2 separate regions of the Homo sapiens genome follow, and region 1 is linked to region 2. A link is an interaction called in ENCODE POLR2A ChIA-PET data of the cell type or tissue named here. Cell type or tissue: PC-9. All regions are shown on one strand. Each heading gives the region's core, and the rest is flanking DNA. Links, peaks and the distances in the headings are about the cores only.

What was found. Peaks named below come from ENCODE experiments on the same cell type or tissue, not always from the same donor. Only the 100,000 strongest peaks of a DNase experiment are listed, where the experiment ranks them.
Region 1: POLR2A ChIA-PET joins it to region 2 with 10 read pairs; 2 of 35 experiments call an interaction of 5 or more read pairs at or near these places.

The regions. Positions count from the first base shown.
Region 1 is chr2:223,324,362-223,341,217 of GRCh38, forward strand. No RefSeq gene overlaps it. Among named protein-coding and RNA genes, the nearest start is that of SCG2, 270 kb to the right of the region's middle. RefSeq lists an enhancer at 6,516-7,015. In PC-9, for the core only: no CTCF peak of the experiment used is centred there; no DNase peak of the experiment used is centred there; H3K27me3 peaks cover 377 bases.
Region 2 is chr2:223,627,657-223,644,512 of GRCh38, forward strand. No RefSeq gene overlaps it. Among named protein-coding and RNA genes, the nearest start is that of SCG2, 34 kb to the left of the region's middle. In PC-9, for the core only: no CTCF peak of the experiment used is centred there; a DNase peak (open chromatin) is centred at 7,595.

The DNA.
Region 1 (16,856 bases), core at 3,237-11,236, 300 kb before region 2:
CAGGAAAAAATGCAATTTCTGGCTTTACTTATGACAGTGAGAGAAGTGCTATTTCCTCTTCTTTAAGATTCTGTCCTCGCTACTTTGAGGGTCTGTATCTGCAAAGCTGTTGTCACAATTCTACAGATAGGGAAGAAGGGAGCTATTAGTGCCTAGTCCCTCCTGTCTGCAAGAGGGCTATGCGGTACAGCATTATTTTCAAGAGCACCAAATCTGGAGCCAGTCTGTCTAGTTCAAGTTCCGGTCCAGCCCCTAGCTAGCTGTGTGGCCTTGGGCGAGCTATTTCACTCTTGATATTTCTATTTTCTCCTCTAAAGATAGGGATGTGGATACTGCCTGCCTAGTAAGGCTAATAGGAGGAATAACACATGAAGTACTTAGGATTGTGCCTGGCACGTAATAAGCATTCAAAAGTGTCAGCAGTTATTACTATTTTACACTTTCCATAACTCAGTGAGCTGTTCCTATTTTCATTTTACAAACAAAGAAACAGGAATAGCAAATTTAAGTAACTCATTAAAGGGAATTCAGCTAAAATGGAACGAGACAACATGTGAACTATCATCTTCATAGAAATAGAAAAGATTTGACTCCTTTAAGAGAAGGGAAATATACTTTTTGTTCAGAATAGTTTCAGTTTTCTGTATTATTGGAAAAGTAAAGAACAAGAATTTATAATAAGGCCAAGAAGTTTTTGACTTTATTTTATTTTTATTTGAAGACTGTTCAGATTCATTATTTCCTTCATGAGGTTTTCTATTTTATTTTTTTTGTCATCCTTAATTCATAATTCAGAATAAAAGGTGACATTGCCTTCAACAATCTGAATTGCTTCTGTTTATAACCTGCCTGTTGATGAGTATTGTTTTTAGTCTTCTACAGTCTTTTGTGCCTTTGAGATTGCTAGTATGTAGGGCAGCACCTTTTCTGTCTTTGTCTTTCATTGAGACCCTGGACTGATGTTGGTCTAATGCATACACACCTAACACTTGCTCCACACGTAATCCCAGGGTACTGTTGAGATAACAAGATATAGTAAAGCTCCGTGACAGCAAAGAAGTATTTGTCTTGTTCTACATTTCTCTTGACTGATTCTGCTCTGCTTTAAAGTCAAGCAAATTAAAAATATATACTAAAGAACTCAAGGAAAAATTACAAAATTTTTAATGTAATTTTTAAGCAAATTACATAAAGAATAATTTACATAAATGAAACCCAAGAAAGAATCTCATCAGGAAGCTATTTAATATATAATGGAGCTAAAGGGAGAAGAGAGGCTACGTAGAAGGGACAGGCAGATCCTGCTTTTAACAGGAAAGTTTCTATGTAACACATCTTTCTCTTGAGAGGGAAAGAGGTTGAGCTTCTCTATCCCCTGGTAATAGGCATTTATAGATCTACTCATCTTTTTGTGATATTCTGTTACTCCCTATAGGGTTTAATTGGGGTGATTCAGGGTTTTTTTTTGTTTTTCCTTTTTATAAAAAAGGAAGTAATGCTGCCCTTAACACAAATGCCATTTTCAAAGCACCACAAAGTGAAGAGTTTGAAAATTTGTTCCTGAGTAACAGGAGAAAGTGTTGAGATGGCTAGCAAGTTTGTGCACCTGTGTGTATATAATTTTTTTAATTGTGGTAAAATACACATACCATAAAATTTAGCATTTTAACCATTTTAAAGTGCACAATTTAGTGACATTTAATATTTCACAATGTTGAGGAACTATGACTACTGTCTTGTTCCAAAACATTTTCATCCCTCCTAAAGGAAATCCCATGACCATTAAGCAGGCACTTATCTCCTCTTCCCATAGCTGCTGGGAACCACCAGTGTGCTTTCTGTCTCATGGATTTGCCTATTCTGGATATTTCATATACATGAAATCATCCGATATGTGGTCTTTGTGTCTGGCATCTTTCACTTAGCATCATGTTTTCATGGTCCATACATAATGTAGCATGTATCAGTTCCTCGTTTTTTCTGTGGTTGAATAACTTGCCGTTACAGGAATATACCACACTTTGTTTAACCATTTATCAGTTGATGGACATGTGAATTGTTTTCACCTTTGACTATTGTAAATAGTGTAGCTATGGACATTTGTGTTCAAGTGTTTGTTTGAACACCTTGTTTCAATTCTTCTGGGTATATATTCAAGAGTAGAATTGTTGGGTCATATAATTGTGTATTTTATGAGGAGCTGCCAAGTTAATTTCCATAGTGGCTGCACCATTTTACATTGCCATTTAACACATTTTTAAAATTAATAGCATAATTTATGAAAATTAAGGATACACCAGCTGGGCGCGGTGGCTCACGCCTATAGTTCCAGCACTTTGGGAAGCAGAGGTGGGCGGATCATGAGGTCAGGAGTTCGAGACCAGCCTGGCCAACATGGCGAAACATCTCTACTAAAAATACAAAAATTAGCCGGGCATGGTGGCAGGTGCCTGTAATCCCAGCTACTCAGGAGTCTGAGGCAGGAGAATTGCTTGAACCTGGGAGGCAGAGGTTGCAGTGAGCCGAGATCGTGCCATTGCACTCCAGTCTGAGTGACAAGAGCACGACTCTGTCAGAAAAAAAAAAAAAGACACTAAGGATACACCTACCCAAAAATGTACATGTATTTTTCAAGGACATACGCCCGTCTAAGACATACCTAAAACCATGGATCTTTCAGATACAGGTATGCTAGTTGTTAGAATGAGGTCCCAGGAGTGAAGCAAAACTCATGCATCAGACTTCTTTCTATCCAAAAGTAAAGATCCCCCAAGATCAGCCAAATCCCTTTGCTCTGATTTTTAATCATTTAGCAATCTTCTGAAGCCTGATAGAATTTCCTAGGCATCTACGAAATTCATGAGGAGGTCATTCCTGGTATATGGACACAAATATGCCATTCTTGGGAAAGTGTTCATTTTGCCCATCTGACTTATCTCTCAAGTCCTTGTGAGATGGCTTATTATAAATCATGCACACAGTTTGGTCAACCCCACCCCACAAGTGAACTGTCAAATCATACCCAGTTTCCTTTTAATTCTTCACATTTTAACATGTCTAAAATCAATAACTTTTTGGATCCCATGAAATAAAGTAATTTTGAGAAAACAAAATTTAGATTTTTAATCCAGGATATTAGTGACCTCATTAAGGTTCATCACATTTGTGAGGCCAGGAATAGAATGGCCTTATTGAGGCCTTATCTGGAATATTATATAAATTATTTGCAAGGACTACTTATCTTCTCACCCAATCCCTGCTACACACACACACACACACACACACACACACACACACCATCAGGGTTTAATAGAGGTCTCCGTTCCTGATATTATGGCACCCTATTCATGTTTCTGTGTCTGATCCAAAATATCAGGATGTTCATGCTGTCACTACATTTGCCATAGAACTTGGTTCTATTGCACTCCCAGAGGCTACCCTTCTCTCCATCAGCACCTGACAAATGTGTGCTCTGTAGGGGTCAGAAGGAGAAGAGGAAGAATGAGGATGACCCAGGGAAAAGCTATCTTCACCACTGAAAACAATTCACAGCATCAGCCCAAGTAGCTATGGATCAATAGTGTAAGTCTGGGTGCAGAGTAGCCTACTTTGGTCAGCATAGCACCCGATGGAATCTTCTGCTCCAATTTTTTTTTTTTTTTTTTTGAGACAGAGTCTTGCTCTGTTGCCCAGGCTGGAGTGCAGTAGTGCAATCTTGGCTCACCACAACCTCTGCCTCCCAGGTTCAAGCGATTCTTCTGCCTCAGCCTCCCAAGTAGTTGGGACTACAGGTGCACACCACCATGCCCAGCTAATTTTTGTATTTTTTAGTAGAGATGGGGTTTCACTATGTTGGCTAGGCTGGTCTCAAACTCCTGACCTTGTGATCTGCCCACCTTGGCCTCTCAAAGTGCTGGGATTACAGGCGTGAGTCACCACGCCTGGCCCCAATTTTTAAATTATAGTTACATTCAATAAAATGACCAAGATCTTATCTAGAGCATGACCGAAAAGAGGACAAGTCTTAAAGACCATTTTGTCTGGTAGCCTTCAAATTGAGGCCCACATACCCCTACAGGTATACAAAACCTCACAAAAGATACCTGAGTGTACACATTTTTAAAGAAATTAATTTCCAGATCCTTAACTTGCATCCTACAATAAACCTGCGTTGCTTCTGCTTTCTCATTTTCCCATCTCAGTCTCCTTCCTGTCACTTTGCAAGAAAATGGTGTACCTCCCACACAAACAGCATTTTTCTATGATGTATTGTTATTTTGTGTGTACAAACCTGTAGAGCAAAAACAAATGGCCAACTCAAAACACTGATGGCCAGCTTTGTGGTTTTTCTTGGATGCCTAACTCCATGCTTTGCCCTTAAAAGAACCATTATGCCTTTTTAAGGGCAAAGCATGAAGTTAGAGACATGTGGTATCTTGATTTGTGCTAAGATGTTCGGAATTCATGTACACTGAAGGAAAAGGCAGGACTACCAACAATTTCCTTTTAATGACCTCTCTCTTTTATCCCTGGATATTGCTACAGAATGTATCCCTTTAGGGGAAGAGGTTCCCTTGAGAGCAAAGCAAAGATGAGGTTGTTGAAGTCCACTGTGCCTTATTTCCTTGTGCCTGAGTACCATGTTTTATCCATTAGTGTTAAGATTAGTGTTAAGAAGTGAGATGGTTGTCATGGGAATGCATCTCAACACAGCAATTTAAATTGAAAAGACTTTTCCTAACAGAAAACTCATCTGATTTTACTGATAATGAAGACTGGCTTTTTCAATTAGATTAGATGATGGATGCTGTCTATAACTTGAATGAGCCAAATCAGCAGCTCCAAGGTTATGATGAAAATATATTTAAGGCACATAATGAGACAAATAGATTTTATAAAAAATTTTGTACTGGCACGGGTGAGTTGAAATACTTGTATTTTCCCCATTCTTTCTGAGTGCATTGTAATACGGTTTGTCACTGAGGAAAAGCATAACAGGAAGTTTTTTTTTGTTAAAGTATTGACATACTTTCTCAATGGTTGGTAAATGTTTATCGCCCTGAATCCTAGGAGCCCTAGCCCCTTCCCAGGGACCTGGAACCTGTCAGACTTCATAATCTAGCAGCTGTAAGGTTGGTACCTTGCATTACAGGGGTCTGCAGGACCTGCTCTAGCACAAAGACCAGGGTCCAGTACTCTGTGTTGGTTGATTCCTTGTCTTACAAGTTAACACTGAATATCTCTCCAAGTCATCAGTATAATTGTCATTTTATAAATCTTAGTAAAGCTTCTGCAGTAACTGAGAAATGACTCTAAAGATGGTTAACAAGTCATTTAGTTTTTCCCTAATTTTAAAAATACTTTAAAAAATAATGAAGGAGGACCTGAGTTGCCAATTAATTGAACATAAACATAATTTTTTTTTTTTTGAGACAGAGTCTCACTCTGCCGCCCAGGCTTCAGTGCAGTGGCGTGATCTCGGCTCACTGCAACCTCTGCCTCCTGGGTTCAAGCGATTCTCCTGTCTCAGCCTCCCAAGTATCTGGGATTACAGGTGTGCGCCACCACACCTGGCTAATTTTTGTATTTTTTGTAGAGATGGGGTTTCACTATGGTTGTCAGGCTGGTCTTGACCTCCTGACTTCATGATCTGCCCGCCTTGGCCTCTCAAAGTGCTGGGATTACAGGCATGAGCCACTGCACCTGGCTGAACATAAACATAATTTATAATTTTTTATGGAAAATCACTGTGTGATTTTAGCATGGAGTCATGGTGGATTTTAAAGAGATGGACCAAATGGCTCTAATAAAATGTGCATTTCTAGGTACACATTTTTGAGAACAATGTTTCTCAGGGCTCCTATTTTTAAAAATGAAAAATACAAATAATATTGATGCTCAACCACAACTCATTCTACAGTTGAACAATTCTCATCTGCAAATACATAAAGTAATTACGGGAAAAAGGCTTCACCTATATTGTCAGCAAATACATTTAGAGTATAATTTGGCTGGGCATGGTGGCTCATGCCTGTAATCCCAGCACTTTGGGAGGCTGAGGTGGGCAGTTCACCTGAAGTCAGGAGTTCAAGACCAGCCTGGCAAACATGGTGAAACCCCATCTCTACTAAAAGAAAAGCAAAAACAGTTCTGTTCCAAGATGGCCAAATAGGAACAGCTCCCATCTGTAGCTCCCAGCGTGATCAACACAGAAGATGGGTGATTTCTGCATTTCCAACTGAAGTACCTGGTTCATCTCATTGGGACTGGTTGGACAGTGGGTGCAGCCCACGGAGGGCGAGCTGAAGCAGGGCGGGGAGTTGCCTCTCTCAGGAAGCACAAGGAGTTGGGGAATTTCCCTTTCCTAGCCAAGGGAAGCTGTGACAGACTGTACCTGGAAAATCGGTACACTCACACCCAAATGCTGCGCTTTTCCCATGGTCTTAGAAACCAGCAGACCGGGAGTTTCATTCCTGTGCCTGGCTTGGCAGGTCCCACACCCATGGAGCCTTGCTCACTGCTAGCGTAGCAGTCTGAGATTGCTCTGTGAGGCTGCAGCCTGGCGGGGGGAGGGGCATCCACCATTGCTGAGGCTTGAGTAGGTAAACAAAGCAGCTGAGAAGCTTGAACTGGGCGGAGCCCACCACAGCTCAGAAAGGCCTACCACCTCTATAGACTCCACCTCTGTGGGCAGGGCATAGCTGAACAAAAGGCAGCAGAAACTTCTGCAGACTTAAACGTCCCTGTCTGACAGCTCTGAAGAGAGCAATGGTTCTCCCAGCATGGCATTTGAGCTCTGAGAATGGACAGACTGCCTCCTCAAGTGGGTCCCTGATCCCTGTGTAGCCTAACTGGGAGACACCTCTCAGTAGGGTCCAACAGACACCTCATACAGGTGGGTGCCCCTCTGGGACGAAGCTTCCAGGGGAAGGATCAGGCAGCGATATTTGCTGTTCTGCAGCCTCTGTTGGTGATACCCAGGCAAACAGGGTCTGGAGTGGACCTCCAGCAAACTCCAACAGACCTGCAGCTCAGGGACCTGACGGTTAGAAGGAAAACTAAGAAACAGAAAGGAATAACATCAACATCAATGAAAAGGACATCCACACCAAAACCTCATCTGTAGGTCACCAACATCAAAGACCAAAGGTAGATAAAACCACAAAGATGGGGAGAAACCAGAGCAGAAAAGCTGAAAATTCTAAAAACCAGAGCACCTCTTTTCCTCCAATGGATCACAGTTCCTCACCAGCAATGGAACAAAGCTGGACGGAGAATGATTTTGACAAGTTGACAGAAGTAAGTTTCAGAAGGTCGGTAACAACAAACTTCTCCAAGCTAAAGGAGCATGTTCTAACCCACAGCAAGGAAGCTAAAAAGCTTGAAAAAAGGTTAGACGAATGGCTAACTAGAATAAACAGTGTAGAGAAGACCTTAAATGACCTGATGGAGCTGAAAACCATGGCATGAGAACTTCGTGATGCATGCACAAGCTTCAATAGCAATTCAATCAAGTGGAAGAAAGGATATCAGTGATTGAAGATCAAATTAATGAAATAAATCTAGGAGACAAGACTAGAGAAAAAGGAGTAAAAATAAACAAACAAATCCTCCAAGAAATATGGGACAATGTGAAAAGACCAAATCTACGTTTGACTGGTGTACCTGAAAGTGAGGGGGAGAATGGAACCAAGTTGGAAAACACTGTTCAGGATATTATCCAGGAGAACTTTCCCGACCTAGCAAGGCAAGCCAACATTCAAATTCAGGAAATACAGAGAACACCACAGAGGTACTCCTTGAGAAGAGCAACCTGAAGACACTTAATTGTCAGATTCACCAAAGTTGAAATGAAGGAAAAAATGTTAAAGGCAGCCAGAGAGAAAGGTTGGGTTACCCACAAAGAGAAGCCCATCAGACTAACAGCAGATCTCTTGGCAGAAACCCTACAAGCCAGTTGAGAGTGGGGGTCAATATTCAACATTCTTAAAGAAAAGAATTTTCAACCCAGAATTTCATATCCAGCCAAATTAAGCTTCATAAGTGAAGGAGAAATAAAATACTTTACACACAAGCAAATGCTGAGAAATTTTGTCACCACCCGGCCTGCCTTAGAAGAGCTCCTCAATGAAGCACTAAACATGGAAAGGAACAACCAGTACCAGCCACTGCAAAAACATGCCAAATTGTAAAGACCATTGATGCTATGAAGAAACTGCATCAATTAATGGGCAAAATAATCAGCGAATATCATAATGACACGATCAAATTCACACATAACAATATTAACCTTAAATGTAAATGGACTAAATGCCCCAATTAAAAGACAGAGACTGGCAAATTGGATAAAGAGTCAAGATCCATCAGTGTACTGTATTCAGGAGACCCATCTCACATGCAGAGACGCACATAGGCTCAAAATAAAGGAAAGGAGGAAGATCTACCAAGCAAATGGAAAGAAAAAAAAAAAGCAGTGGTTGCAATCCTAGTCTCTGATAAAACACATTTTAAACCAACAAAGATCAAAAGAGACAAAGAAGGCCATTACATAATGGTAAAGGGATCAGTTCAACAAGAAGAGCTAACTATCCTAAATATATATGCACCCAACACAGGAACACCCAGATTCATAAAGCAAGTCTTTAGAGACCTACAAAGAGACTTAGACTCCCACACAATAAAAATGGGAGACTTTAACACCCCACTGTCAATATTAGACAGATCAATGAGACACGAAGTTAACAAGGATATCCAGGACTTGAACTCAGCCCTGCACCAAGTGGATGTAATAGACAACTACAGAACTCTCCACCCCAATTAAGCAGAATATACATTCTTCTCAGCACCACATCACACTTATTCTAAAATTGACCACATAATTGGAAGTAAAGCACTCCTCAGCAAATATAAAAGAACAGAAATCACAACAAACTGTCTCTCAGACCACAGTGCAATCAAATTAGAACTCAGGATTAAGAAACTCACTCAAAACCACACAACTACATGGAAACTGAGCAACCTGCTCCTGAATGACCACTGGGTAAATAACGAAATGAAGTCTGAAATAAAGATGTTCTTTGAAACCAATGAGAACAAAGACCCAATGTACAAGAATCTTTGGGACACATTTGAAGCAGTGTGTGTAGAGGGAAATTTATAGCACTAAATGCCCACAAGAGAAATCAGGAAAGATCTAAAGTAGACAACCTAACATCACAATTAAAAGAACTAGAGAAGCAAGAGCAAACAAACTCGAAAGCTACCAGAAAGCAAGAAATAACTAAGATCAGAACAGAACTGAAGGAGACAGAAACACAAAAAACCCTTCAAAAACATCAGTGAATCCAGGAGCTGGCTTTTTGAAAAGATCAACAAAATTGATAGAACACTAGCAAGACTGATAAAGAAGAAAAGAGAGAAGAATCAAATAGACAGAATAAAAAATGATTAAGGGGATATCACTACTGATCCCACAGAAATACAAACTACCATCAGAGAATACTATAAACACCTCTATGCCAATAAACTAGTAAATTCTAGAAGAAATGGATAAATTCCTGGACACATACACCCTCCCAAGACTAAAGCAGGAAGAAGTCGAATCTCTGAATAGACCAATAACAGGCTCTGAAATTGAGGCAATAATTAATAGGCTACCAACCAAAAAAAGTCCAGGACCAGATGGATTCACAGCTGAATTCTACTAGAGGTACAAAGAGGAGCTGGTACGATTCCTTCTGAAACTATTCCAATCAATAGAAAAAGAAGGACTCCTCCCTAACTCATTTTATGAGGCCAGCCAGCATCATCCTGATACCAAAATCTGGCAGAGACACAACAAAAAAAGAGAATTTTAGAGCAATATCCCTGATGAACATCGATGTGAAAATCCTCAATAAAATGTTGGCAAACTGAATCCAGCAGCACGTCAAAAAGCTTATCCACCACGATCAAGTTAGCTTCATCCCTGGGATGCAAGGCTTGTTCAACATATGCAAATCAATAAACGTAATCCATCACATAAACAGAACCAACAACAAAAACCACATGATTATTTCAATAGATGCAGAAAAGACCCTTGACAAAATTCAACAGCGCTTCATGCTAAAAACTCTCAATAAACTAGATATTGATGGAATGTATCTCAAAATAACAAGAGCTGTCTATGAGAAACCCACAGCCAGTATCATACTGAATGGGCAAAAACTGGAAGCATTCTCTTTGAAAACCAGCACAAGACAAGGATGCCCTCTCTTGCCACTCCTATTCAACATAGTGCTGGAAGTTTTGACCAGGGAATCAGGCAAAAGAAAGAAATAAAGGGTATTCATTAGGAAAAGAGGAAGTCAAATTGTCCCTGTTTGCAGACGACATGATTGTATATTTAGAAAACCCCATAGCCTCAGCCCCAGATTTCCTTAAGCTGATAAGCAACTTCAGCAAAGTCTCAGGATATAAAATCAATGTGAAAACATCACAAGCATTCCTATACACCAATAACAGACAAACAGAGAGCCAAATCATGTGTGAACTCCCATTCACAATTGCTACAAAGAGAATAAAATACCTAAAAATCCAAATTACAAGGGATGTAAAGGACCTTTTCGAGGATAACTACAAATCATTGCTCAACGAAATAAATGAGGACACAAACAAATGGAAGAACATTCCATGCTCATGGATAGAAAGAATCAATATCGTGAAAATGGCCATACTGCCCAAGGTAGTTTATAGATTCAATGCCATCCCCATCAAGCTACCAATGACTTTCTTCACAGAATTGGAAAAAACTACTTTAAAGTTCATATGGAACCAAAAAAGAGCCCGCATTTTCAAGTCAATCCTAAGAAAAAGAAGAAAGCTGGAGGCATCACACTACCTGACTTCAAACTAGACAACAAGGCTACAGTAACCAAAACAGCATGATACTGGTACCAAAACAGATATATAGACCAATGGAACAGAACAGAGGCCTCAGAAATAACACCACACATCTACAACCATCTGATCTTTGACAAACCTGACAAAAACAAGAAATGGGGAAAGGATTCCCTCTTTAATAAATGGTGCTGGGAAAACTGGCTAGCCATATGTAGAAAAGCTGAAACTGGATCCCTTCCTTACATCTTATACAAAAACTAATTCAAGATGGATTAAAGACTTAAATGTAAGACCTAAAACCCTAAAAACCTTAGAAGAAAACCTGGGCAATATCATTCAGGACATAGGCATGGGCAAAGACTTCATGACTAAAACACCAAAAGCAATAGCAACAAAAGTCAAAATAGACAAATGGGATCTAATTAAACTAAAGAGCTTCTGCATGGCAAAAGAAACTACCATCAGAGTGAACAGGCAACCTACAGAATGGGAGAAAATTTTTGCAATCTACGCATCTGACAAAGGGCTAATATCCAGAATCTAAAAGGGCTTAAACAAATTTACAGGAAAAAAGCAAACAACCGCATGAAAAAGTGGGCAAAGGATATGAACAGACACTTCTCAAAAGAAGACATTTATGCAGGCAACAGACACGTGAAAAAATGCTCACCATCACTGGCCATCAGAGAAATGCAAATCAAAACCACAACGAGATACCATCTCGCACCAGTTAGAATGGTGATCATTAAAAAGTCAGGAAACAGCAGATGCGGGAGAGGATGTGGAGAAATAGGAATGCTTTTACACTGTTGGTGGGAGTGCAAATTAGTTCAACCATTGTGAAAGACAGTGTGGCGATTCCTCAAGGATCTAGAAGTAGAAATACCATTTGACCCAGTGATCCCATTACTGGGTATATACCCAAAGGATTATAAATCATGCTGCTATAAAGACACATGCACACGTATGTTTATTGCAGAACTATTCACAATAGTAAAAACTTGGAACCAACCCAAATGTCCATCAATGATAGACTGGATTAAGAAAATGTGGCACATATACACCATGGAATACTATGCAGCCATAAAAAAGGATGAGTTCATGTCCTTTCAGGGACATGGGTGAAGCTAGAAACCACTATTCTCAGCAAACTATCACAAGGACAGAAAACCAAACACCACATGTTCTCACTCATAGGTGGGAATTGAACAATGAGAACACATGGACACAGGGTGGGGAACATCACACACTGGGGCCTGTCAGGGGTTGGGGTCTGGGGTAGGGATAGCATTAGGAGAAATACCTAATGTAAATGATGAGTTGATGGGTGCAGCAAACCAACATGGCATATGTATACCTATGTATCAATCTGTACGTTGTGTACATGTACCCTAGAACTTAAAGTATAATATTAAAAAAACACAAAAAAATTAGCAGGGGCATGGTGGCGGACACCTGTAATCCCAGCTACATGGGGGGCTGAGGCAGGAGAGTCGCTTGAACCCTGAGGTGGAGGTTGCAGTGAGCCTAGATTGTGCCATTGCACTCCAGGCTGGGCAACAAGAATGAAACTCCTTCTCAAAAAAAAAAAAAATTGAGTATAATTTACACGTTAACAATTATGGGAATTTTAAACATATAAAGTAAATATAAACATATAACAATATATGTTATATGTTTTGGTTAATTTTGTATTTCTAATAATTGCAATGACAATTCAATCTAGAGGGAAAAAATTATCACATAGAGCATTACAGCCATTGGAGAAAATAAGTTTCAACTTTTATATGCATATTGTTATTGTAGAAGAAAGTTATACAATCATCAGTAAAAGACTTATAAGTATAAAAATACATTTATTTGAGATGAAGTTCTTTTTGGAAAGTAGAATGGAAGTAAGAGTCCAAAGAGAAAAATAACCACATAATATTATAGTAACAGAACAAACTTCCTTGTGTATTTACAAATAGACAATGATATATATCAAATTATTAGGAATTTATATTCTATATTCTACTTTTAGATATGTTGGTGTAATATATTCCTTTTTGTTTATTTATACACCATTGCTTTGGCAATCATCATCTTATACTAAATAAAAGAGCATTGGATTTATTGAAAGTCATGTCTTGGATTTGTGAGGCACTGCCATGAGTCAGGATCACCCAGCTTCAGGAAATTCTTCTGGTGTACTTCAAATCCTCATTTTTCATACACAAAACGAAGATTGAGGGAAGCCAGTTACTTATGATGTCACACAACCTGCACGATGTGTAGAATCCAGCTCTCTGGCTCTCAGCTTGGTTCTCTTTCTTTAAACTACCATAAACACATTAAATCCTAAATTAAACTAAGTATTAGTTTTCAAAAGAACAATCTATGAGCCAACTTGATTAAGTATTTTAAAAGTCTAATTCAAATTAAAATCATTTTTTTAAATTTTCAGTTAACTAATTATTAAACTAGATAAGAATATTTTCCGAAATGAGACTGGTACTTGGTTTGTTGGAGTCTCTGGAAGGAACAGCAAAGCCTTTGGGAAGCTCCAGGGTGTCATGGAAAGAAGAAGCCTTGGCCTCAATTTCTAGTCACGCTAGTTACTAGCTAAGGGCTTTGGTGCTGTTTACCCAATTCCTCTGAGTTTGTTTCCTTATTTGGAAAATGGAGATTAAAATCCCTGCCTGATGAAGTTAAGGTTAAGATGAAATGAGATAATGCATGTAAAGTGTGTCGTATAATACTTGGCATATGTTGGAAACCTAAAAACACTCATTTTCTTCTTGATATTTATCTTTATTTTCTATTTCTACTCCCTAATGCATTTGTCTGTTGTACTTCCTAATGCTCATGTCCTTAATGTCTCCTTGGATGATATGTGAAGCTAATAGTTTAATGGCTTAGAGAAGTGATTTTCAAGCTGTGAGCCATGGGAGCTCTGTGGAGGTTGGGGGTGGAGGTGGGGGCTTGGAGGGAAGGAAAGCCATGGGGCTCCAGTCCTTTCATTAACAAGTTTGCTTGTCTCCACATATGCCAATGATTTTGTTGAGAAAAATGTTTTCCTGGGCTTCATGGGCCATTTAAATTGTGAACCCCCAGGGACACAGTGCTTAGCCCAAGCCATCAGTGCTTGAAAATAGGCATTTCTGTCATCGAGTTTCTGTATGTTGAGATATATTTTGAGATAGGCTTAAGGGTGAGGACATTTGGCTGGAGTCAGCAATAAGTTGCAACCTCAGGGTCAATCCTGATTAGTGTACAATGCATAATACAGACAATCGATGAAAAGAGGTGCAACATGGGATGCATACGAGCAGGAGAAACTCAAGTATTTTGAGAATGTTCATTATGAGTTTCATAAATTTTTAAATTCGGAGTATGTATGCTTGCTTTCATTCCCAATCACCGTGCCATTTTACCCAAGGCCTGTTTGTTTCTTTTTTGGAGCTGTTCCCTCTTTTGGTAAATGGAACATCATTTCAGCCACCATGCCCATTTCCCGTATCCCAAATGAAAGAAGAGAAATTGAAAGTGATCAGTCCTATTCTTGTGATAACTGGAAAAACGATGTCCCGAGTTTTAATAGGACAACAAAAAATCCTTGTTAACTTATTTTCCCTCAATGGCTTTAAAAATATTTTCATGATGTCTTTTTCATTAATCAAGTTGTAGACATTCTGTGTACCCTTGGCCTTTCAAAAAAAGATGAACTTTTGTACTTGTGGAACATGTAATGGAAACATTAGATGCCTCAGACACATCATTACATTAGCCTTGAGAATAAGTCTGACCAAGATACCTAAGCCTCAAAATAATTCATCAGTGGGCTTTGGAGAAAACATGTGCCCTTCTCCTCTCAACATAAAGCACTCTGGGGAGGATTCTGCTTAATTTCTGTACCTATCACAGAACAGTTTCCCTTCTCTCCTTTCTGAAGGCTTTTTGTGTTGAAGGAATAATGTCTATTCTATTTTTCTCTTTTGTTCTTTCTTTTTCCTCTGCCATTTCAAAGTTATATAACTCATGTTCTCCAAGTTAAAAGTTGATATTTTTATAGCCTTAATCTTCTATTTTTTGCAGAAAATCTAGATTCCTAAAAACAAAAGCTCTCTGCCTAGTTATTTCTGGGAATTTCTTGTTTGTGGTGTATAACCACAAACAAGTGGAATCCACAACTTTCTTCCTATCCTGTATCTTCCTCTGTATTCTCTGGACTTTGTATTTACACACTAGGTTGGCAGGACCTCATCCCATCATTTCTGGAGCATTGGGAAGGATTGGTGAGGCAGCAGCCATATCTATTGTCAACCAAGGTTTCAACTTAGTGAGGCCACTGTCTGGGCCTGTCACCTACTTGGAATTTGTGTGTGTGTGTGTGTGTGTGTGTGTGTGTGTGCTTGTAATAGTCATAACGAGTGTAGGGAAGTCATGGGAGGGGTATGGTTGTCTGCCTTATGAGGGACACTTTTAATTATTTGCATTTGCAGAATATTTCATATTTTGTGTATATTCTTTATAGATTTTCCTCTGTATACTTTTGTGTCATAAGAAAGAAAAGCATAAGTTTCTTCATTATAAAATAAGTATAAAATAGTCTTTTTTAAAATCCAATCCAGAACACTATCTGGAAAACAACATAAACTCAGATTGGAAGAGGTGATGATGAGATATTAAATAAGCAAAAACAGGTGGCGATATAAATGTGTTTGGTAACGAGACCCATACCAGTCAGAGTTTGGGTAAGAACACAGATGGCATATTCAAATGGGGTAATTTAAGGTGAGTTTACTTAAAAAAGAAAAAGACTACACTACTTACAGAGGCATGGACAAGCTTTCAAGGAAACAAGGTGCAGTGCAAGACCTCTGGGCTGAAGAGAGTGAGGAGCCGCAAACATACTGGGTCTGAAGGAACATGTGGAGGAGGCAGAGACTGGAATCTGGAAAGAGGAGGGGGATGGAGAAGCTCTTGGACAGGACCTGGCCTTTGATGGAGAGACACAGGCAACCCACAGTGACCAGGTCTCAGGACAACCGAGAATGGACACTGTCACCTCACTTTCTTCCCTTGCTTTCATCTTCTGCTAGTACCTCTAGAAAATCAGAGACCAAGAGAAGACAAAGGAGTTCCCTGAGGTTTCCATATGATTCAACAGCATGGCTCAGGGGAAGAGGTTTCCAGTAGAAAATATTTAGCCAAGACTTTTTATTTCTCATTTCTAGTCCAATTTATAAGCAAGAAGTAAAGAGATCCCTATCTGGCTATGCCAACAATAGAAAGTCTTCATCGTACACAATTATAAACATGCATATGAGGCACTCAGAAGTCTGCAAAGCATTTAAAAGTATTTCCTATTGAACACTCCAAAAAAGACATAGTAAAGCCAAATTAAAAGATTATTTTCTCAATTTTATAAATAATGAACCTCAAGCAAACAGAGTTTAAGTGAGATGCCCAAATATAGACACCAAATTTTCAAATGGACTAAGTTTTCAGTGATTTTTACTTTTGATTTCTATTGGTATTTTGCTGCACCATTCCCAGGGGACAGAATTACACATATACCCGAAGTTTTTAACCATCCAAACTTCAGTAAGTATTCTTATAAGAATATATCTGTAGGCAGAGAATACTTGCTCCTGTGTCAAAGTGAGTTTCGTTACACCAATGCCTCCAGAAGAATAATAACTGGAGTCCAAAAGCTTTAAGGGCTAATGTAGACCTTTACTGAAGATCTGGTTTAGGTGGGAACAAAGGGAGAAGAGAATTATAGCACACACTACAAAGTAAAACCTCACGAAAGTCTTGTTTCCAATCATCTATTTAAAACTCTACCCCAATCTCTCCATTATCCTTGTAGACAAATAAAGCAGGCAATAATTCTCCCCAAAAGTGGCAGAAAGTGGTGATCCCTGTAAAGATGATTATAATAAAAATTAAGTTTGTCTGTGTCACATGTAAAATGGCCATTGGTCATT
Region 2 (16,856 bases), core at 4,057-12,056:
AAAGGCTGTCAAAGATGTGGAACAGGGTCCAGTGGCATGGTGACAAGCGTCTCTCTGGGAAGATGCCAATGATAACTACCCACACCAACTAGTATAATGAGGTAACTTTGCCTTGACCTTATCTTCCAAACTCCCCTACTGTTGCCCATTTGTCAAGTCTGCCCCTCTAGCCTTTTATTGTTGGAAAGAGCTGCCTTCCACTAATTGCTGCCAAAGTTATCCCATTGGTATGTGTTGCTTGAAACTAAGGACATTGACTGGTACAGTGACTTCTCCATTCCACCCATGTGAGACCTCAACACTGGGAAACATGAGTCTCTCCAGCTTCTGGGTATTCAGCCATCTGGACCCTAAGAGAGCTCCGTCCCTCTGCTATGCATCCTGGGCACCTTCTGCATGACTACTGCATCTGCTGTTTTGCTTTTCCAGCATGACTGTGAGCTCTTTATGAGACAAGAACAAGCTACTGTTTGGCTTTGGAACCACAGACCCAATCATCTCAGTAGTACATGATAAATGGTGTCTGTTTGTTTGGTTTTTTTCAACATGCTTAGTAATGGAGTGGTCTCTCATCTACCCCAAACCTCTTTCTCCCATTTGAGGACTTGAGAATAGGAAAATGGTTTAGAGAAAATCTAGGAGCAGCAGACAAAATAGAACAACCGGGAGCCTCAGGGTTTCCCCAGTGCTCAGACACCACACTCAAGATGATGCCAGTTGTACCTTCCTTAGACTGGTTTTCCTGCCCCTGGGTCAGTATTTTTTTTTTAACTTTTGATTACTTACACATTAGCATCCACCATTCCTGTCACTTTTCTGTAACTGAAAGCTTAATGTATCATATTGTTCTAAATTCTCTTTTTTTGACCTAATTAACTAGACTCTCCAAAGGCAGTGGTAGGCCTTCAGGGGACTCTTGCTTGAAGCTCCCTCAAGCATTCCAAAATCATGTGGGTACACTAAAGTACCTTCACACACATGGGATTTTTGTTTATTTGTTTTTTACCCCTCTTGGACTTCCATTTCTCCAGTTCTTCTTTGGTTCCCAGAAACTCCATCTCCAGCAGGCAATATGACTTAATTAAGGATATTTGTCTACAAGCTTTAAGTAAGCTTTTCTAATTGCAACAGTTTCGCATTACTTTTGTTCGCATTGATAAGTTATTTAAACACCATGAATAATTCAATATCAGGTTCTGAATTGTTAATCAGAATAATGAGAGCAGCAGTTCAGCACTCTTTAATAATTTGATTTGCAGTGGGTATGAAAAAGGCCTTAAACTTGAGGCTTTGCTCTCAGAGCAAAACAATAAATATCCAAAATAGAAGCTTTGCTGCTCCACAAAGACAGCCTTTTCCCTCCTAATCAGTACTGTCTATGTATGTGTTGATTGCTTTGGATGCAGTGACACAGTGGGGACCTGTGTCACTCCATGGGTATATTTCACAACTGCAAATATCTTTGCATGCCCCCTCACTTTGATTTGCAATCTGTCGGTTAGAAACCTGCCACTAAGAGACAATGTAAAAGCTCCTTTCGCCTAAGGACTGTCAAATAGGCAGAATTTAATAAGTGTCCCATTCAAGGAAAAATTAAGGTTTGCTCTTTATGCAAGCTATCCTTTGCTTCACCTGTGTGTCTTGGTAGATGACACTTATGAATCTGTAACTCCAGCTGCCATCTCTCAAAACAATCTCTGCTTTTGCAAGCCCAAAGGGCCACACGGATGTCCATCATCACCACACGTCCACAGTATAACTGATTCCCTGTAGCTCAGTTTCCTTTCCAAATGCCTTGCTTGATGCCGAGGATGCAGCCTAGCACAGTGGTTAAAAGCACATCAGTGGTGTCTTCCTCCCCAGGTATAAATCATGGTTTTCTACTTCCAGCTGTGTGACCTTAACAGGCTACTTAGACTCTCTGTGCTTCATCTGTAAAAATGGACATGATAACACTAGTACCTACTTCACAGAGTTACCACGAGGATTAAATGAGTTTGCATTTTGAAAGCACTAAGACCAGTTTCTGACACATAACAAGCCTTCTAAAAGTGCTTGTTGAAGAAAATGCTGTTCCACCCCTGGTTGGCATCCAGTAACTATCCTCTCTCCATCTTTCTTTGCCTGGTTCATGCTCTGCTTCCCCCATGAACCTCTTCTTTATGACATCAGTACACAGTGATCTCTCTCTTTCTCGGTTGCAAAAAACACATGGAGTGGATGGAGTTCTGTTTCCTAATTGGCACATATCCACTATATTTATTTTGTGTCCCAATGATTTAGGGGCTTTTTAATTGTTTTTTAAATTTAAGATGTACAACATGATATTTTGATACGCATATACATAGTGAAATGATTACTACCAATGAACAATTTAACATGCCCATCATCTTCCATAGTTACCTCATGTGTGTGTGTGTATGTGTGTGTGTGTGTGTGTGTGTGTGTGTGTGTATGTGGCAACAGTACTTCAAATCTACTCTCTTAGCAAATTATATATATGAGTATGAATTTATATACATAATATATATAATTTATATAATATATATCTACTGTATATACTGTATATATATATTTTAAACAGGGTCCTGCCCTGTCTCAGGCTGGAGTGCAGTGGTGCCATCTCTACTCACTGCAGCCTTTGACCACCTAAGCTCAAGGGATCCTCCCAACTCAGCCCCACTAGTAGCCAGGACTACAGGTGCATGCCACATTGCCAGGCTAATTTTTTTGTGTTTTCTATAGAGATGGGGTTTCACCATGTTGCCCAGGCTGGTCTTGAACTCCTGGGCTCAAGCTATCCTCCTTCCTTGGCCTCCTAAAATGCTAGAACTACAGGTGTGAGCCACCACACCCAGCCTATACAATATTATTAGCTATCATTTTCCCGCTGTACATTAGACCTTTAGACTGATTCATCCTACATAACTGCCAGTTTGTCCCATTTGAATTATATCTCCACATTCCCTCTCAATTATTTGTAATTTTCCCTAGCATAGGCATTCCTGGGTGTTGATGGGCTTTGTCTTTATTAATCATCAAGGATCCGAGTATGAATAATTCCAACCAGCCCAGTGCTACACAAACAGCAGGCATTGATAAGTTGTAATTAATCAGTCTGGATAGTTTTGTGATTAAAAAACAAAAAGATGATGATGGAAAAACATAAGAAGTGCTGGGCCTGAGAGAGCGGGGGTCATGACATTCCACAGAATTTTAATTACTTGTGTAATGTTTGTGTCATCTTCTAGAATGTAACCCCCATAAAGGTGGGGATCATGTCTAAAATTACATGGGAAACAATGTTATAAGGAATGAATTTCCATTGCTTCTATCATTATTGATGGACAGTATGTGGCTGTGACTCTGGAATGCCTTTGATTATAGGTAGTGATGATGTTCATGAGCTGGCAAAAAACAGCCCAGGTGTGAGAGGAGTTAATTTATTATTAACCACTAAAAGTGACTGCAGTTAGATTTGTGCAGAGAAAAAAAGATGATTTACCATGCTGCCATAAAGACACATAGCACACGTATGTTTATTGTGGCACTATTCACAATAGCAAAGACTTGTAACCAACCCAAATGTCCAACAATGATAGACTGGATTAAGAAAATGTGGCACATATACACCATGGAATACTATGCAGCCATAAAAAATGATGAGTTCATGTCCTTTGTAGGGACATGGATGAAACTGGAAATCATCATTCTCAGCAAACTATCGCAAGGACAAAAAACCAAACACCACATGTTCTCACTCATAGATGGGAATTGAACAACGAGAACACATGGACACAGGAAGGGGAACATCACACTCCGGGGACTGTTGTGGGGTGGGGGGAGGGGGGAGGGATAGCATTAGGAGATATACCTAATTCTAAATGACAAGTTAATGGGTGCAGTACACCAACATGGCACATGTATACATATGTAACAAACCTGCACATTGTGCATATGTACCCTAAAACTTAAAGTATAATAATAATAATAATAAAAAGATGATTGACAAAGGATTAATAAGTTACCCTCTGTCAGTAGTTTAACTCCAGAGACTTTTTAATAATCTGAAATTCAGCATTAATGAATTGGCTCTTCCACCTTAATTTCATAAATATGTTTCTTTTCTGATGCACAGGAGAAATCTATATACTCGGTTAAGTGTTGAAACAAGAATGATGGAGAAAAAAAACCTAAATCATCATAATTTACTATGTCACCGAGCACTATTTGTCTATAATTTATCCTGGTATACATCCCACAGTTTGGCTGGGGTGGAATAAGGTATCAAGGGTGGCTGACATTTGATTTGTTTCCATTAATATGTGTAACTAGAGAAATCAAAAATTTAACAACCACAAATTACTCTGGTGACATTTTATCCATTTTAAACATTTTAGCAGAATGGTAGCAAATAGAATGTCCTATTTCAGTACACTGAATCTAAAGCAGCTCATTTGCCCTGGAAAGAAAGACAGCAATTGGTGAAAAAGTTATTTTTCAAAAGTCAAAAAACAACTGATCCATAGCATTGCCCATTACAGAATATGCCTTAATGACCCAGATCTTCATTATGTGCTCCTCAAAAAAAAAGAATCTGCAGAATGGCTTCAAAGGTACATGAAAGACACTGAAATATAACCTAGAAGGGCAGACACTATTCAGAAAGGAATTATGAATGTTACAAGTGCTCTTTCTTATAATGCTGATCAATGAGGCAACACACTTCACCCAGAGATTTAGTGTTCTCTAAACACTAACTCATTACTGCTTCTATTAAAGTCTAATTTTCAGAACGTTCAAACATGATTCTCATATAAATACAAAATGAATGCGTCAAATATTCCATTCAACTCATTAATTAACAAGGAAACCAGTAAGACATTGACCCTGATTCAGAGGGGAGTTGAGTCAGACAGTCAATAGAAAGCTGAAATAAATTTGCTAACAGTTATAAAACTGACAAATGTCCTAGTAGGTAATAAACTGTAACTTTTGAAGTGATCTATCTTATAGATAGGAATTATTTGCTTTGCCCTCCAACAAACACAAATTGCATTGCTGTCAGTTTTCTACAAGCTAATTTCTACCTTTACAGATTTGTGAAATTGCCTAATCATTAATCAATAGAAGGACAAACAACTGTATACCCACTAGAAAATTAGATCATCCCAAGGAGGAATGGGACTGACTACTAGCAACAGGCAACACTACCCTGAAAGGATACTCAGTAATACTGTCAGAGCTAGCTTAGGCTGCCATAACAACATACCATAGACTGGGCAGCTTAAACAACAGAAATGTCATTCTGTCTGGAGGCTGGAAGTCCAAGGTCAAAGTGCCGGCAAGTTCGATTTTATTCTGAGGCCCTTCTCTTTGTTTACATGTGGCTGCCATCTCACTGTGTGCTCCCATGACCCCTTTGTGCAAGCTTTCTGATGTTTCTTCATATAAGGGCACTAATCCCATTATCAGGGTCTCATCCTCATGACTTCATCTAACCCTAATCACCTCCCAAAGGGCCTACCTCCAAATACAATCACATTGAGGGCTCAGGAATTCAACATGTGAATTTTGAGGGGGGATGAGGGGAGTGGGACAAAAATATTCAGTCCATAATGATTGCCTTTTGTCTATTTCCAAGTTTTGGACCATTTTCTTAACTCTCCAAACATTTCAGCCTGACAAGTGGAAAATATTATCGTTCAACTTCAAAGGTGAGGATTTGAGACTCTGGAAAAAGTGCTGAGAGAATGCATGGGAGGAAAGATGCTCTAAGCAAACACAGAATTAAGTGCAATGTGAGAAATTCAAGATCAGAGATGGGAAGTTTGTGATTAAGGAAAAGAAAACGGAGAAGAGTTCTCACTTCCTGACCAGCTGGCCTGTCCTGGAGATTCCCGACCTTTTATCTGAATGACTCTGGCCATTAATATAATAGTAATAACAAATATGAGAGCATCATCTGTGTGTGCCTACTATGTGTCAGTCACTTCATGTATATTATCTTGGATACACCATGTCATCCTGCAGTAGTATTATTCCCATTAGACAGGAAAATGATTTAGCCATGAAGGTCTGGAGACTTGCCCAAGGCCGCTGCCAGCAAATGACAAAGCTGGGATGAAGTCTAGTTCTGCGTGGCTGCACTGCATGGATTCACTCTGCCAGATGGCCTCCAGCTCCACATTTCACAGGCTAACACTGTAGCCATGGTGAGGCACCACATGTCTGTTTATTCACTTGCTGAGACCCTTGTGACATGGTCTCGCTTCATCACCCAGGCTGGAGTGCAGTGGCGCGATCTTGGCTTACTGCAACCTCTGCCTCCCGGGTTTTCAAGTGATTCTCATGCCTCAGCCTCCTGAGTAGCTGGGACCACAGGCACATGCCACCACACCTGGCTACTTATTGTATTTTTAGTAGAGACTGGTTTTCACCATGCTAGCCAGGCTGGTCTGGAACTCCTGGGCTCAAGCTATCCACCCGCCTCGGCCTCCCAAAGTGCTGGGATTACAGGTGTGAGCCACCATGCCCAGCCTTGAGCCCCTTTTACATGAAGAGAGAGGCACACAGGGTATGCACCAGGGCCCTGGTACCATCAATTGAGGAAGAAAGAGGAGGAGGCACAGGACCTCTGTGGAGGAGATCAAGAATTCTGCTTTGGAAATGTTCGGTCAGATATGCCCATATGACAGCCAAGTGGAGATGTCAAGAAGGCAGTGGCGCAGAAGAGGGCAGAAAATATAAATTTGTGAGTCATCGGCATAGAGAAGCTATGTAATGTGATGCATTCATGCCTCCAGAATAATGCTCCTTTGCAAGAATAATCATCAGAATAACAGCCAGGCCTGAGACTTGGGAGTGGTCATGCAAGTTATTAAAATATTGAAATACTTCCATACCAGCTGGTTAATAGCAGCTGCCTCAAGTCTCCCAAAAGCTATCTGCCTTCCTGCCTACCCCCAGGGCCTGCCCACCATCCAGTTACGAAAAGTATAATCTTAGGCACAGAAGACACCTCCGGGGAGTGACAATTTAGACTGGTCTCTATTCATGCCCTATTACTTAGTAAACAATTCAATATCACTCTTGATTCACAACTAATATTTCTTGAGCACTTAACCCATGTCAGGCATTATGTGAAGCCCTTTTTTGATTGCCTCGCTTGATCCTCATTACCACCTTTTGTGATAAATAGTAATATCATCCCCACTGTACAGTTGAGAAAACTGAGGCTCAGAGAGGTCAGTAAGTAATCCTAGGCCACAGAGATGGTGAGTGATGGAGCCAGGATGAGTCCAAGCTGAGTCTAACTTTAGAGCCTCTAAACCATTCTGCTTCCCCAGATTTGTAGATAGATCCCATGTCCTTGGCTGGGTGGCATGACCACCCTCATCAGAGCACAGGAATATACTCAGCCTATAGCCTTAATTTCCAGTGAGTGAACAAAGTTCTTTCCTGGGCCTGAGCTCAGAGCTGCTGTTTGTGTTCAATACTGAATGGTTATTTACTTCCTTCAAACTCTCCTATAAGGTATGACAAGAATGGGAAATTGCTACATCAGCTCTTTCATGCCAAACTGTCTAGATGATTCGCATTGCCTATCTGATTTCACTAGAGGATCATTCTGTTTCACTTTTCACTCTTGGTAGCACTTAACTGATATGAGTGTCTAAGTATCCTCATTCATATGTCAAAAATAATGTTCAAAGACAAACAGCATGGTCTTGAGGGTAACTTTCCTTTATTTCAAAGTCATAATAATTCAATGATGATAATGATGATGCTGCTGAAAACATGAAACTTGAAAGTAGAAAAGCTCTTTAGAAGAAAGAGGCTATCTCATACCCACGCCCATATTAGAGAAGTTTGGACATGCTACAACATGGATAAACCTTGAAGACATTATGCTAAGTGAAATAAGCCAGACACAAAAGAACAAGTATTATATAATTCCACTTACATGAATAGATAGAATAGATAAATTCATAGAATAGATAAATTCATAGAGTTAGGAAGTAGAATAAAGTTTGCCAAGGACTAGGGAGAGGGGAGAATGGGGAATTATTGCCTAATAGGTACAGAGTTTCTGTCTGAGATCATGAAAAAGTTCCAGAAATGGATAGCAGTTATAGTTCCACAACAGTGCAAATATACTTAATGCCACTGAATTGTACACTTAAAATAGTACGTTCTTGCTGGGCGCAGTGGCTCATGCCTATAATCCCAGCACTTCGGGAGGCCAAAGCAGGTGGATCACCTGAGGTCAGCAGTTTGAGACCAGCCTGGTCAACATGACGAAATCCAATCTCTACTAAAAAATACAAAAATTAGCCAAGCGTGGTGGCGCATGGCTGTAGTCCCAGCTAGTTGGAAGGCTGAGGCAGGAGAATTGCTTGAATCCAGGAGGCAGAGATTGCAGTAAACTGATATCGCACCACTGCACTCCAGCCTGGGCAACAGAGTGAGACTCCATCTCAAGGAAAAAAAAATAGTATATTCTTGCCTTGGGAGGCCAAGGTGGGAAGATCTCTTGAAGCCAGGAATCCAAGATCAGCCTGGGCAACATAGCAAGATCCTGTCTCTACAAAAAAATTTAAAAATTAGCTGGGCACAATGGTGCATGCCTGTAGTCCCAGCTATTCAGGAAGCTGAGGCAGGAGGATCACTTCAGCCCAGAAGTTTCAGTTATAATCGCACCACTGCACTCCAGCCTGGGCAACAGAACAAGACTCCATCTCAAAAAAAAAAAAAAGAGTAAAATATACATATGTATAATTTACAACACACACACACACACACACACACACACACACATAAAATCAAACAGTTTACACCACAGTAACTGACAAAACTTGGCCACTTAAAAAAAAATAACAGGCCAGGCGTGGTGGCTCACACTTGTAATCCCAGCACTTTGGGAGGCCGAGGCAGGTGGATCATGAGGTCAGGAGATTGAGACCATCCTGGCTAACATGGTGAAACCCTGTCTCTACTAAAAATACAAAAAAATTAGCCAGGCGTGGTGGTGGGCACCTGTAGTCCCAGCTACTCGGGAGGCTGAGGCAGGAAAATGGCATGAATCCGGGAGGCGGAGCTTGCACTGAGCCGAGATCGCACCACTGCACTCCAGCCTGGGCGACAGAGCAAGACTCCATCTCAAAAAAAAAAGGAGTAAAATATACATATGTATAATTTACAAAACACATACACACACACACACACACACACACATCAAACAGTTTACACCAGAGTAACTGACAAAACTTGGTCACTTAAAAAAAATAACAAATGCTAAGAGGGTATATCTTATGCTAAGTGTTCTTATCACCAAAAAATAATGAAAGCAAGAAAGAAAGAGGAAGAGGAAGGGAAGGGAGGAGAGAGGAAGGGAGAAGGAAAGGAAGGAAACTTTTGGAGCTAATGGATATGTTTATGGCACTGTTGGACTGTTGGCTCTCTGGGGGAAAAAAGATCTGATTTGCAGTGTTTGTTAATTTCTGTGCTGTGAATATCCCCACAATGGCCAATCCCAAACTGCCAACATGACATCACTGAATGCTGACTTGGGAAGACGTGGACACAATTGGCTCCTAAGAGCCCATGCAAGTGGCTGTGGTACACCATTGCACTCTCTTCCTCTTCACTCTGTTTTATTTTATTCTGCAGTGATTATATGATCTATTACATCTTTCTTATTAATTTATTCATGGTATGTACACCTCCAACTACAATACCAGCTCCATGAAGACAGGAATTTTGTTTTGTTCACTTATATGTCTTCAGGGCCTAGAACTGTTGCTGGCACAGAGTAGACTCTTAATATATATTTGTTGAATGAATAAATGTGGGGACAACAGTGGTACTTGGAGGTGAGAAATTAAGATTACCCCAAAGGGATATTCTGTGTGGATTAAAGTCACAAATTATTATATGGAAAGTTTAGCGGTAAGCCAGCAAAGTTTGTCCTCTAAGCCATGGGTTTCTAAAGATGGGTGGACACATCCCAGAGTGTACACGAGTCAATCAATGAAGGGTTGAAAGAAAACATTAGAGCTCTATATGTTATAAATATTTCACATATTTCTTTTGTTTTATTTAAAGATAAAAACAGCATGGCCCTGTGGATGAATTTCCTTTATTGCAAAGTCATAATAATTCAGTGATGATGACAAAGATGATGGTGATAATGAAAACATAAAACTTGAAAGTAGAAAGTCTCCTTAGAAGAGAGAAGAAAGATAGTTTATTTAAAACATAAGAAATACATTAATCTTTACTAATATTTAATGTGAGAATCAACTGTGAAACTCAACTTTGGTCAACCCAAATGTTGGCTGCTGTTAGCAAAGATGAAATTTCAAAAATGAAACATATTTTATCTCTCCTTCAAATTAAAGGCGATATTTTTCCAGTAAGTAATAGCTGCTTAAAAACAACAGCAAAGCAAAACAGAGCAAAATTTGCACAATGGAAACTATGAAGACAGCATTTTGAAAACCAATGTTTAGAAATGTTTGTCAAAGAAATCCAACAAATATCCCAGCCATATTCTCTTTTTCAATCCCTTAGCTCAACGTCAAGGATGCTATTTAGTGCCCTCTGGTTCTACATTCATTCTTACCAGCAGATTGGTGATTAAAGGGAACATATTAATTAAGTCCAAGTTTCGTTTTTTTAAAAAGTTTGGTTTGTGGACCACCTGCATCAGAATCTCCTGGAGGTGCTCATCCGAAATGTAAGCTATTATTATTATTATCACAGTTGTAATACTTGCTCATTGGGTCTTGCCAGGAGATTATAAGCTTTGCAAGGTCAAGGACTATTATATTGTTCATGATCGCATTCCCAACCCTTAGTGTAACACTTGACAAAGTGAAGACAAACAATAAATATTTGTGGAGTGAATGAAAGTCAAGGATAAAGGGTACAAGCAGCATCAGTTCCAGACAGGGCATTCTCAATGAATTTCATAAATAACTGTCTTATACATTCTTTGTGGTATTTTCAGTGGTGAAAAGAGACATCCAAGTAAAGATTCCAAGACAGGAATGATAAATTAAGAATACTGCATTGAATTGTACACAGGTTAGACATATGACTTAACACTTATTATCAGGCAGTACTCAATGCAAAAGAAAGAAATTACTCTCGGTAAAACAGAAGATTAAGTGCTTACAAAATCAGTTTAAGGGACAAAGGAACTCGCCTCCAAATTTTCACCACTGTAGCTGTGATGCAAGGTCAGGAAGTTAATATAGCTATTGCCACTGCTGCTAATTTCAAAGCCGCTTCCTCCCACAAAGCCAGTAACCTGGGTGGAAAGTGGAATCCAGCCACTGCTAAAATTCATTCCTGTTAGAGCCTAATTGTCCATCTAAACTCTATTGAGCAATCACATCCTGCATCCTTCTGCCTTTCAAATCCCATGAAAGTTCATCAATTGACTGAATCTAATCTGTATTCAGGACCCTAGCTGCAAGGGAATCAGGGTAACATCACGTTTTTAGCTTTCCAACTTCTCTAAATAGAAGGATGATGAACTGAAGATTGAGAGAGCCAATCCAAGCAACCAGTCAATTTGGTTAAAAAAAATTTACTGCATATCAGAAATATTATTAACAATAAAATCATGTTATCTATTCCCATTTACTGAATAGATTCGCAGTTTATAAACAGATAGCTCTTTAAAAATAAACTTGGATTTAAAAGTCTAATACAAAAACCTAATTACAAATACATTTATTTATTTTTGTGTACTTTATAAAAAGAGTACAAATCAGTATGCTGCACAAACAAGTAGTCAATCTTATTAGATGCTTTTTAATACTATTGTACCTGTTGAATCTTGTTTGCTTTGTCTATAATAAACAACACTGTTGAAAATAGCTTCAGGTTGCTTTTCATGATCACCCATGCTTTGTTCCCTTTCAGTAGCTAAAATGAAAATAGGATTTGACATCAACAAAGAATAAAGACATGGGTAAAGAGAAAGATAAGTGAGCCTAACTACAAATGCCAGATCTTGGAATAAATTTAAATGTGAAATCACGTTGGGAAAGTGCATATGGTTGTGAAAGCATCAACTTATTTCCTAAGTCACAATAAGAAGAATTAAGCCAAAAAACGAACAAAAAAAATCAACCCCCCCAAAAAAAACTCAACTTTTTAAAAAAGAACATATTAAAATATTCTTGTCAAACATGCTTTCAGCATTGACTCTATTATTACTTTTGAGCCAAATCAGGTCACCAAGACTGGCCTAGGTGAAAGAGTATCAGTCTCAACTGAGGTTTATTTCACTGTGTCCTGTTCACGAATCAGCAAACAAACCTTGCAAAAGGGATGCCTACAATACTGAAAGCATGGAGGTGTGAGTTGATGGGGCTCTTGAATCCTGCTTTGTTCCTCATAGAGACATCCCAAAATTCAGTGGTCTGAACAACCCAGGGAGACTGAAGGAGGAGTGAATCACATAGAACTGAGTTCACTGCTTTGCATTCTATCTGAGGCCAAATGATGTCAAGTTGGGGAGAAGATATGTCAGCACTCAAAGGGCTGGTTTATTGCCACATGTATTAGTCCATTTTCATGCTGCTGATAAAGACATACCTAAGACTGGGCAATTTAGAAAAGAAAGGAGTTTAATGGACTCACAGTTCCACTTGGCTGGGGAGGCCTCACAATCATGGCAGATGGTGAAAGGCACATCTTACATGGCAGCAGACAAGAGAAAAGTACTTTTACACGGAAACTCCCCTTTATAAAACCATCAGATCTTGTGAGACTTATTCACTATCACGAGAATAGCACAGGAAAGACCTGCCCCCATGATTCAATTACCTCCCACTGGGTCCCTCCCACAACATGTGTGAATTGTGGGAATCACCAATTCAAGATGAGAATTTAGGTGGGGACACAGCCAAACCATATCACCATATATATTCATAATTTTAAAAAATTATATGGCATCTATTATGCATTTTACAAATGTGGTTTGTAAAAAACATCCAGTGAGAAAACTGAGGCACACAGCAATGAAATAACTGGCCCAAGGTCTCACAGCTAGAAAGTGGCAGAGCAGGATTCACACCAAGCCAGTCTCCAGAGTCCATTATGCTGCTTCCATAAAAGGATATCTTGTAATGCCTGTCTTTATACTTCCAAGTTTAATTTCTTGCTGTACCTTCAGGACTACTCCAGGTTTGGGTGCAGTAGACCCGAATTTGGCCTATTATAACATGCACCTGGAAACAGTCTTATTTACTTTCCTTACCTCAAGTCAAAGATGAGAGTTCAAATTACTATCTGGGTAGTGCAGAGCTCACACAGCTGTTTGCAAGTAAGTCTGACTGACTGCAAATGGACAGGTTTCTATATTCAGGCCGCTACATGTTTACTTTAAAAAACATTTGTTTAAAACCTGTGAAGCTCCGGAAATCTGCCAAAGTTGGTCATAAAGATGTCAAACCCAAGCCTCACAAGCTTACAGAAAGAGAATGTGTTGGCTCACAGGCCGTTAACAGGACAGAAGTTTCAAGTGGGGCTTAATATAAGTTCAGAGCATGCCACCAGGATCTATCTTGCAGCTTGACGTCCTTGTAATAACACAAACCAGTTTCTAGGATTAAATCCCATTACCCCTGATTGGCCTGCCTGGAGTCATGTGACCAGCTCGGATCACGCATCATGGTGGGGGCTGGGGAGCACACTCTCTGCCAAAAGGAGTAACAAGGGCCTCAGGCTCTAAGAACTTGATAAGCATCTCCTCCACCCCACATTTCCTAACTTAATATGACAACCAAGAATAAAGAGCATTTCTGCCCTGCAGTAAAGAAAGGATATATGTTTTTTTAAAAAGAAAAATGCACACACTATCCATCATGTTTGCACATGAGAAATAGGCCATGTCCCTAGGAATAGGAGGCTTATCAAGTCAATATGTGCACTGAGTCTTCAGGTGATTCTCTCAAAAGACTTCAGTTTCAACTATCAGACACACAGAAAAATATATTTCATCACCAAAATAAACAAGCTTACCAATTTTACTGTCCTCTTTACAATCTTTTTTTTAAGAAATGACACCTAGGCCAGGAGCGGCGGCTTATGCCTATATTCCCAGCACTTTGGGAAGCCGAGGCGGGCGGATCACCTGAGGTCAGGAGTTCAAGACCAGCCTGGCCAACATGGTGAAACCCCATCTCTAATTTTACAAAATACAAAATCAGTTTGGTTTGGTGGCACACACCTGTAATCCCAGCTACTCAGGAGGTTGAAGCAGGAGAATCGCTCCCGGGAGCTGGCGGTTGCAGTGAACCGAGATCGCCCCAAAGCACTCCAGCCTCGGTGACAAAATCAAAACTCTGTTAAAAAAAAAAAAAAAAAAGAAATGCCACCTAATGTGAAGATGTAAGGCCCCCATTCCATGCTGATACATGATACGTGATTCCATGTATTGGCAGGTTCTATTTCTAACAGTTTGCATTTTCAAAGGAGTGGAGAATGCCTCACTTCTAGCATGAGTACAATAATAAAAACAGACAGAAAGATCGTTAGTGATATGACCCAGCAACATGCCTCTTTTCCCATCTGAGCTCTGTTTTATGAACAAGGTTAAAGATGAAGTATGACCCCATTCAAGTCACCAGGGTAGGGGTAGGGCGTTGGTGGAAAAAGTCCCCAAGTGACAACAGGAAACCTAGCTTCTGTTCTGACCTTCCTTCCCAACTCCTCCTCTAAGGCCAACTATGCAATATTGGACACACATTTGTCTATGGGCCTCAGTTTGCTCTATTGTGCAGTGAGGGTACTGGGCTACATCTCTCACATACCTTCCTCTAAGTCCGTCGAAACTGGTCTGTGACCAGGACAAAGTCAGCAAATAAAAGGGTTGGAGTTTAGAGCTGAATATAGTCCAATCTCTTTATTTTGCAGAGCCTGAGTAATCCCTACTAGAAGCACCATGTCAGCAGTCAGAGAATGGAGCAATGAATTCTACTCAGAAGGAAGTACAGTAATGAGGCACAGGAATAGCTGAAACAAACTCTTCCAGTTGCACAATGATGGCCAGCCCTGAGAAGGCCCATTAATGACCAGAGTACCAGAAGACAGCTTGGGCTCAGATTACCCCACCCTACTAGATTGTTAGTTCCTTGAAAAATGTCACTAAGTTTTGTTCACAGTTGAATATTCAGGACCTACCACAGTGCCTAGAACATAGAAAATGTTCCTTTAATGCATGGTAAATGAATGAATAGATAATAATTGCCAATATTTGGTACTTACTAAGTGTGAGAAACAATTCTAAAGGTTTTATATTTGTTAACTGAGTCAGACCTTGCAAAATGCATATGAGGCAGATACAGCTATGATCCTGTTTGTGAGATCAGGAAGCTTACACATATAGTACATGATGGGAACAGGCCACCTTGTTCAAGAATCCATGCTCTTCACCACTACAATGTTCTACCTCTTAAGGTAGAGGGTCTTCACTGAGAAATCTAAGTTTCTAAACAGCTCTGGTGTTAATTTGCATAATCTCTATGGGGTTCATTTCCCTTTACCAGATTCCCCCACATATCCCTACATACTAGTCCCTCTAACAACATCCCTTTCACCTTTAATATTCCATATATTCTACATTTTAGTGTGTGCTAGAAATACTGTATCTCACGCTGGGGGAATGAGGACAGGGGTTTCAAACTCAGAGGGCTCTGAGTTCTCTCAGATAAAGGAGTTTTGAGAACCATGGTCTAGTGACAATGGCCTTTCCTGCCTAAGGGCATTCAAATTCAAAATATTTACATTTCAGCAGTAGCCAAACAAAATATTTCAGACGGCTACGTCAGGGCCAGCAGTTTTCAGCTCCAGTGCTACGGTTGGATGGATGCTTGGTCTAAGAATTCCACTGAGGAGGCCCAAGTGATCTCAGAAGAAATTCCTAAAATAAAAATGGGAACAGGACTACTGAAGACAAACCAAGTGGAGTGGTCCAAATTATCTGCAGTACAGAATGAGGGCTCTCAGAGTTGACCTTGGTTATTTAATTTTACTCCAGCTTTTCAAACAAGTTATACCCTAAAAACCTTGTATTAATCTTTATCAATGTGACTTCACCTTTTACACAAGTGATGTATTTAACAAAGATTGTTGGCCTCTTTCTTTCTTTTTTGAAAATGACAGAGTCTCACTTTGTCACCCAGGTTGGAGTGCAGTGGTGTGATCTCAGCTCACTGCAACCTCCACCTCCCTGGTTCAGGTGATTCTCCTGCCTCAGCCTCCTGAGTAGCTGGGATTACAGGCACCTGCCACCACACCTGGCTAATTTTTGTATTTTTAGTAGAGATGGGGTTTCACCATGTTGGCCAGGCTGGTCTCGAACTCCTGACCTCAGGTGATCCGCCTGCCTCGGCCTCCCCAAGTGCTGGTATTACAGGCGTGAGCCACTGTGCCCAGCCTGGTCTCTTTCTTAGTTTTAAGAAATGCAAAGGATTTGAAGTTGAAAGTAAACTTTCCTATTTTCATCATTTTGCAATCTGTTAAATATTAATAGAGTCAGAGCTTCTCCTTGACAAGGATAACATCTGTCATTTCCTTGGGTCCTGTTGTTCCTTTGTAAGAGCTCCACAAGCAACCTCCAAAGGAAAATTTCCTGAATGTAAAACAATGGGAGCTTACCACGGGGAGACATAACACTTGCTGCATTGAAATTGAACAGCCCTGCATGTGTCCAAAGGAAATGGATAATGAGCAATAAAGAAGAAGGGCAAGCACAATAATAACAGAAAAGAAGTTCACCGAAACTTGTAGTTCTATGAAAACAGGCTTACCAAACATCTGCAGTTGGAAAGTTA